2 separate regions of the Homo sapiens genome follow, and region 1 is linked to region 2. Evidence: chromatin contacts called from ENCODE Hi-C data. All regions are on one chromosome and are shown on one strand. The core of a region is the stretch at or near the end of the contact, and the rest is flanking DNA. Distances in the headings are between cores, read along the strand shown. Region 1 holds the start of NODAL (nodal growth differentiation factor). Region 2 holds the start of ADAMTS14 (ADAM metallopeptidase with thrombospondin type 1 motif 14).

What was found. A loop is a pair of places that touch in the nucleus more often than their neighbours do.
Region 1: a map of heart left ventricle shows a loop between it and region 2 (2.2-fold over the local background). The contact joins the promoter of NODAL here to the promoter of ADAMTS14 in region 2. A Hi-C loop is called at or near these places in 1 of 168 maps with a recorded cell type or tissue (heart left ventricle).

Annotation. Positions count from the first base shown.
Region 1 is chr10:70,440,376-70,444,169 of GRCh38, forward strand. It overlaps NODAL (nodal growth differentiation factor), which reads right to left and starts at 1,306. Exons shown (of 3, transcript NM_018055.5): 1 at 1,100-1,306. The coding sequence starts at 1,292. RefSeq lists enhancers at 1-161, 162-769, 770-1,379, 1,990-2,599, 1,998-2,292.
Region 2 is chr10:70,670,220-70,673,824 of GRCh38, forward strand. It overlaps ADAMTS14 (ADAM metallopeptidase with thrombospondin type 1 motif 14), which reads left to right and starts at 2,287. Exons shown (of 22, transcript NM_080722.4): 1 at 2,287-2,665. The coding sequence starts at 2,584. RefSeq lists a silencer at 874-1,168.

The DNA of each region.
Region 1 (3,794 bases), core at 56-2,555, 230 kb before region 2:
TCCCCTGGTCTGGCTGGTCCCCAGATGACCCTTCCGGAGAGGGTCACCGGCTGTCTGACCCCAGGCGCGGGAGCGAAGGGCCCCCGGCACCAGGTCACAAGGGGCGGGCAGGCGGCAGGTCGGATCAGATTAGCGTTTGTGGATTGCGCCCCGGCCCCAGGGAGGGCCGTCTGGCCCCCGCAGGCGGAGGGAGGCGTGGGCGGCCGCGGCTGCCCAGGCGGCAGAATGTGGATTGAGGCGCGGAAGGGGCTCCCTCTCCGCAGCACCCACCTGCTCGCCGCGCTGGGTGCCCAGAACGCGCTGCCAGGTCCTCGAGGGCGATACCCTCAGATCCCTGCCGTCCTTGACACCCACTCCCCTGCAAATCATGGCCCCGAACCCGGGGTTAAGCGAGACACTTGACACTTCCCCGGCGCGGCTGGAGGACCCAAGGCTGCCACAGTTCGCGACTTCGGGACAGCCCATCCCTGATCTCCGGGCCGTGAGCCCGAATCCCCGATGTTACCAGCTCAGCTGCCGATACTCCCGACGTCACACCCCGGGACCCATTCACCCTCACTCGCAGAAAGAAAAAAAAATCGCCAAGACCAAACCATTACAGTAATACCAACGACCGTTGACTGTGGCTGTGCCGGGTACTGCGCTGAGCGTTTCGCGCGCATTGTCATCTCGCGCTTTCCACAGTCTGATAGGCGAGGTGTTATTTATTACACCTATCCTACAGATGCGCAGACCCAGGCTCCGGGATAAGCAACTTCACAAGACTGGAGATTAGAAGCTCCCACCCTTCCGCGCTGCGCTCCGCGCAATCCCAAACCAAAACCCAGAGACAATGGTCCCCGTCGAGGACACACCCTGAACGCTAGAATCCCTTCCCGACTCGGCCGTGGATACGCCCCCAGCCACCAACGCTGCACCCCGAGCCTGCTGACGCGGAGACACCCGCAGAGCTAGGCCCTGGGCTCGGGACGCCCGGGCGGCTGCAAACCCGGCTCGGAGCCGCAGCCCCCAACCCACAGCACTTCCCGAGTCCGCTGGCTGGACGCGGCGGAGGCGCCCCGGGGGTGCCCAGCAGGGCGCGGCACGCGGCACTGCCTACCTTCTGCCTGTAGGCTGCGGATGATGTCTGCCCTCGGCAGCGGGTCGCGGTAGAGGCTCAGCATGTACGCCAGAGGGGATGGCGACGAGGGCTGCCCCCGCGTACGCAGGAGCGCAGTGGCCACCGTCGCAGCACCCGCCTGGAGTAGGGCCCACCAGGCGTGCAGAAGGAAGGGCAGGCAGTGGGCGTGCATGGTGGGCTGGCCAGGCCTGAAAGCAGCACCTCCAGCCCTTATATCCTGGGCCTCAGCAGCCGCCCCGCCCCCACCTTTCCTCCCTCTGGGGAAGCTTTAAGATCATATAACCCCCCTCCGGAGGGTGGGGGGCAGAGAGACCTCCTGCTGGGGATGGGCGAGACCTGAGCCTGGTGCGGAGGAGGCCCGCAAAGCTGGCGGAGGACCTAGTTCCAGGGACGGGATCTAGGGCTCCTGGTTTGCCCGGTCTGGACACCCTGGCACCCTGCTCCTCTAGGTACCAAACGCCTTGATGCTGAGACAGAGCAGGCTTGTCCCGGCAGATTCCCAGGTCAGAACTGCGACTTCCTTACTCGACCTCACCTGGGATCCCTGCCCCATCCTCTCCACTCAGGCTGCAAATGGACCGCAGGCTCCTCAAGAAGCAGGAAGAGAATGCCGAGGGATCCTCGTGGCTCTCAGGCAGACTTTGACACAATCTGGCCGGCGCAGCCTCCCTGGCCACTGTCTAGATGGCCTCGGGGAGCACCCCTGGCCCTACCAAATACTGAAGTGCTTTCCTGGGGAAGACAGAAGGCAGGAGGGACCAGGACGATGACTTCTCCACCTGAAAAGGGAGTGTTCAGCAGAAGCTGGAGCCAGATGGAGCCAACGGGGTGATCCTGGTTCATCAGGCTCTTCCCCGACAGGCAGACATCACCCCAGTGATTTCAGGAGGAAAGGTGTTACCCTTGTTGCCCACATCCCCCAATCCCTGCCTGGTGTGGCAGGGCCACAGAAGACCTGGGTGTCGGCTCAGGGCCACTCACTTTGATCTCTGGGCTCAGCTTTCCTTATTTGCACAAGAGTGATCTTGTCTGGCCTCCTCCCTTCCAGGTGCAAAGTCAAATCAGGGCTGGAATGACTTTTAAAGAAATGTAAATCCCTGCCCCAGTGTCTGGCCCCATCCGTTTTCCTTTACACCTGAGGGCTCTTTCTCTTCTTAGCTCCCCCCACCTACCTAGCCTTGACAAGCACTTAGCTGCTGGCCAACACTTACTGAACACTTACTAAGCGCCAGGCATAGTGCTAAGTGCTCTATACACCTGACTTCTTTCACAGGATGCCTCTAGCTCAAAAGAACCATAGGCTGCTGGCCAGGCACGGTGGCTCACACCTGTAATTTCAGCACTTAGGGAGGATGAGGCTGGCAGATACCTGAGCTCAGGAGTTCAAGACCAGCCTGGTCAACATGGTGAAACCCTGTCTCTACCCAAAAATACAAAAATGAGCCAGGCATTTTTGTGGTGTGCGCCTGTAGTCCCAGCTCCTCTGGAGGCTGAAGTGGGAGGATTGCTTGAGCCTGGGAGGCAAAGGTTGCAATAAGCCAAGATCGGGCCACTGCACTCCAGTCTGGGCAACCGAGTGAGTCCCTGTCTCAAAAAACAAAACAACAACAACAACAACAACAACAAAAGAACCATAGGCTGCGACCTGAGCAGGTTGTTAGAAAATGGAGAAAGGCCCAGCAGGCTCAACTAGGAGCTCCAAGCCTTTGTCCTCTGTCTTAGGGGAGGAGGCTGTCCCACATAGCTGGAGGCCTCATCTAAGATTCAGGAGACCTGGGCTGTCCACCACATGAGCCCTGGACAGTCTGTTAGTTTCCTAAAGCTGGAAATGTCTTGTTCATCCTGCTGTCACACAGTATATACCATCATCATCGTTGGAACCCAAAAAATCTGTGTTAAGTAAATAATTCAGGCCAGGTGTGGTGGTTCATGCCTGTAATCCCAACACATGGGAGGCCAAGGCTGGAGGATAGCTTGAGGCCAGGAGTTTGAGACCAGTCTGGTCAACATAGCAAGACCCTCTTTAAAAAAAAAAAATAAAAACAAGTAAATAATTCAGTGAGGCCAGACGCAGTGGCTCACGCCTGTAATCCTAGCACTTTGGGAGGCTGAGGTGGGAAGATCACCTGAGGTCGGGGGTTTGAGACCAGCTTGACCAACATGGAGAAACCCTGTCTCTACCAAAAATACAAAATTAGCTGGGCGTGGTGGCACATGCCTGTAATCCCAGCTACTCGGGAGGCTGAGGCAGGAGCATCGCTTGAACCCAGGAGGCGGAGGTTGCAGTGGGTCAAGATTGCGCCATTGCACTCCAGCCTGGGCAACAAGAGTGAAACTCCGTCTCAAAAAAATAAAAAAAAAATTCAGTGAATGGCACTATGTCTGAACTTGCCTGAAGATACGCATCACCTTGGTGTTTGTTAAACTGTTGACTCCCCTTTTTTTTTTTTTTTTGAGATGTAGTTTTGCTCTTGTCGCCCAGGCTAGAGTGCAATGGCACGACCTTGGCTCACTGCAACCTCTGCCTCCCCGGTTCAAGCAATTCTTCTGCTTCAGCCTCCCGAGTAGGTGGGATTACAGGTCCCCACCACCATGCCCGGCTAAAATTTGTATTTTTATTAGAGATGGGGTTTTGCTATGCTGCCCAGGCTGGTCTTAAACACCTGACCTCAGG
Region 2 (3,605 bases), core at 1,037-3,536:
CAGACTTTCTCTTGCCCATGTCAGGTTTCTCAATTGCTTGCTGGCTTCATGCAGCCAACACGGACTTTCTGCATCCCTCTCCCCCAGGGCCTTAGACTGAAACTGTTGTGTTGGGTGTTGGGAGAAACACCTAAGACATTCTCTCCTGCGCGAAGACTCAAGGAAGACACTGGGAAACCCAGACCTTGACTTCCTAGGAGGGTCCCCAGCTTACACCTGGGGATTTCTTCCTTTGGCCCCATTCACCTCCAAATCTGGGGCCACCTTGCCCTCTCCCCACCTTCTGGCCCAGACTCTGAGCTAGGCCCCCATGTCCCCTTTTCCTAACAAAGCCTTCCTCCATGGAAGAGAGCTTGGACACACAATACTTGCCGATAAAAGCAATCATTGTAGCCCCAGGGAAGGGGGCGGGGGTAAAGAAACGGGGAGAGGTTTTGCTCTCTGCTTGCCAAGGCTGGCTCCAGGGAAGGCCGCAGCCCACTCCAGCGAAGCAGGCTGCTGGGGCCCCAGCTGTGACCTGCTCCTCTTGACTTGCTTTCCTTGAGGCAGGAACAAGGGGGTGGAATGGAGCTGGGGCCCCTGAGTTTTCTAGGGGAGTCTTTCTGAGATGGCCCCACAGCAGAAAAGGGGCAATCCTTACGCCATGACTTTTTCCTTCTGTCCCGCAGGGTTCCCACTCTGCAGCTTGGAAAACTGAGACCCTGAGAAGGGAAGCCATTTTATCCAGAGATCATTTGGTGGGCTTGGGTTTGCAGAGGGCCAGAGCTGTGAAGCTCCAGCCTGGTCATCTCCCAGCCTTCTCTCTCTCTCTCTCTTTCTCTCTCTCTCTCTTTCTCTCTCTCTCTTTCCTATCTCTCTCTCTCTTTCCTCTCTCTCTCTCTCTCTCTCTCACACACACACACACACACACACACACACACACACACACCCTCTAACTTTCTTGCTCTGTCATCCCTCACACACAGAATCCTGTCTGGACCTTGACTTTGCACATCATTTTTTTTTTTTTTTGAGACAGGGTATTGCTCTGTCACCCAGGCTGGGTACAGTGGTGTGAGCTGAAGCTCAGCTCACTGCAGCTTCAGCCTCTCAGGCTAAAGCAACCCTTCCGCCTCAGCCTCCCAAAGTGTTGGGACTATAGGCGTGAGCCACTGCACGCAGCCAACACACATCTTAAAAGACCAGAAAGAGGAGAAAGAGGAACTCTATTCTTCCTGAATTTAATATAGATCAATTTGGTTGTGGCATTTCCAAATAACTGGATGCTCTGATGTAGCTTGGAATGCTTGGAATATAATATACTTTAGCTTTCTGAACCTGCTTCTTAAATGCACTGGTCCTCCAAAACCTTGGCATCATTTCCAAGATTCTTTATTCCATGGTTATTACAAAAAAATCTCCTTTCCACAACTCCCACCCCTGGATTGCTTGAAATATAGTTTATTTGCAAGTTATTAGTTACATATTTACAGAGTAAAGCAAGAGCATGGATCTTCTGTTGGGTTGTTTGTACTGACTCCTGACCTGGTCTCAACACCATTGCAAGACTAGCATCAAGTGCTCATCTCTCAGACTCTTGGTTCTTTCCACCTTGGGATGCCACAGTTGCTACTGGTGTCAGGGATGGAAGTGGAGGGCAGTTATCACTTATTGAGCATCTATTATGTGCTGTAGTTAACACCCATTTCACAGATAAGACAACTGAGGCTCAGAGCTAGGATTTCAATCAGGGCTGTCTGACTCTGAAGCCAGGGCTCTCTCCTCACCGGCTCAGCCCTGCTCTTGGCTAGGACACAGGTCAGTCGTGCACCCTGGGCTGGAGTCTGGAAAATGGGTAGATCCAAGGGGTCGATGGTTAGTGAGGGCATCAAGACCATAGTGAAAGAAAGAGGGAGTCTCCCTCTACCGGGAGGTTCACTGTCCACCACACTCCCAAATGCAGCCGGACACCCCTTGGGCTCCTGGCTCTGGAACAGAAACAGAGAGCAGGCCCTGCGGCCAAGAAAGGGGGCGGAGCAGCCATAGAAAGCGGCTTTGGGCCACCACTCCGGGGATCCCAGGCGTCTGAGGGGACAATCGGTCCGTGCGCCAGGAACCCCTGCTCTGTCTCCGCGTGGCACTTCCGATCCCCGGCCGCAGGCAGCTGCACTCCCCAGCCGCGCGCCCCGCCCCCGGGCGCCCGGCGCCCCAGCTCCGACCCGCGCCCGGCCCCGCCCCGCCCAGTGTGCCCACCCCCGGCCCGTCCCGCCGCCCCGTCGCCCGGCTCCCGCGGAGTCCCGGAGCGTCACTGCGCGGGCGGGCTGACCGACCAGCCGGCAGTTGGCACCGGGTGCGCTGGCGCGTCAGTGGCCCCGCTCTCCAGCCGGCAGCCTCGCGCGCCCGGAGCCAGCGGTCCAGGCGGCGGCGCCGCGCAGGGGACCCGGAGCAGGCGGGAGGGAAGCAGCTAGGCGGGGAGGCGGCTGAGGCGGCAGCGGCGGCAGCCAGCCGGTGCTCCGACAGCCCGGGGCGCACCCTAGCCTCGCCGCCCTCAGCCTGGGACTTGGGGATCGGGCGCTTGCCCAGCCCGCGTCCCAGCGCGGCCACATGGCTCCACTCCGCGCGCTGCTGTCCTACCTGCTGCCTTTGCACTGTGCGCTCTGCGCCGCCGCGGGCAGCCGGACCCCAGGTGCGTGCGGGTTGGGCGCGCGGGGGCCCGTGGGGTCCGGGGTGCACGCGGTCAGGGTGGCCCAAGGTTGCCCCAGCCACCCGGGCAGGGTTCCCGCGGGTGGGAGGCAGTATGCACACTCTGGGCTGATTTGCTGTCTTTTCTTCCACTGTGCCACGGCACTGTCCCGTGATTTCTCTCCCTTTCTGGTACTAGAAGTAGACAGAGACCCCAGGAGAGAATTTGGGAGCATCGAGTCTCTTCTCGGGAGCAGCGCATCTGTCTCTTTGTCTCTCTGTGTTTCTTCTTTCCCCTCTTCCCCAATCTGTTTCTCTGTCCTGTGTGTCTTTCTCTTTCAATGTCTTTTCTGTCTCCAACTTGTGTGAGCATGGGTGCAAGGGGTGTGTGTGTGTGTGTGTCTGTGTGTGGCTGTTACATACCCAGCATAAGGCTAACAGGTGATTGCCTCCTACAGCAGAGCATGCGGGGCACTCACGCTCCTGCACAGAAACACACATCCTTCCACTGCCCCCAACGTAGCACTGTCAAACGCTGTGGACACAGGTCTCTTGCATACAGACCAGATACACTCCACTCCCGCCCTGCAGCATGGGGTACCCTCCTGGTGGCTCTGAACATGGGGAGGAGTCACCGGTCATTTCCAGGCAGGGTCCCTCCTTGTTTGTGAGCCTTGTTCATGTGCCAGAGTGGGTCCCCTCTTGCAGCAGTCTTAGGGGTCCTCTGCTATAATGGGGATGAAACTAGAGCTGTGGGCATGGGGGATTTTCAGGAAACACCACTTTCTATGTTTCATCAGTGACGTGAACTGGGGAGACGAGAGGTAGAGCTGTGTGGAAATGAAAATTCCTCCCAAACTCGCATTCATGAATCACCAGGCCTGGAAGCCAGGGAGCTGTCATTCCTGCCCAGCCTGGCTGGGCTCAAGGAGAGCTGCGTGAGG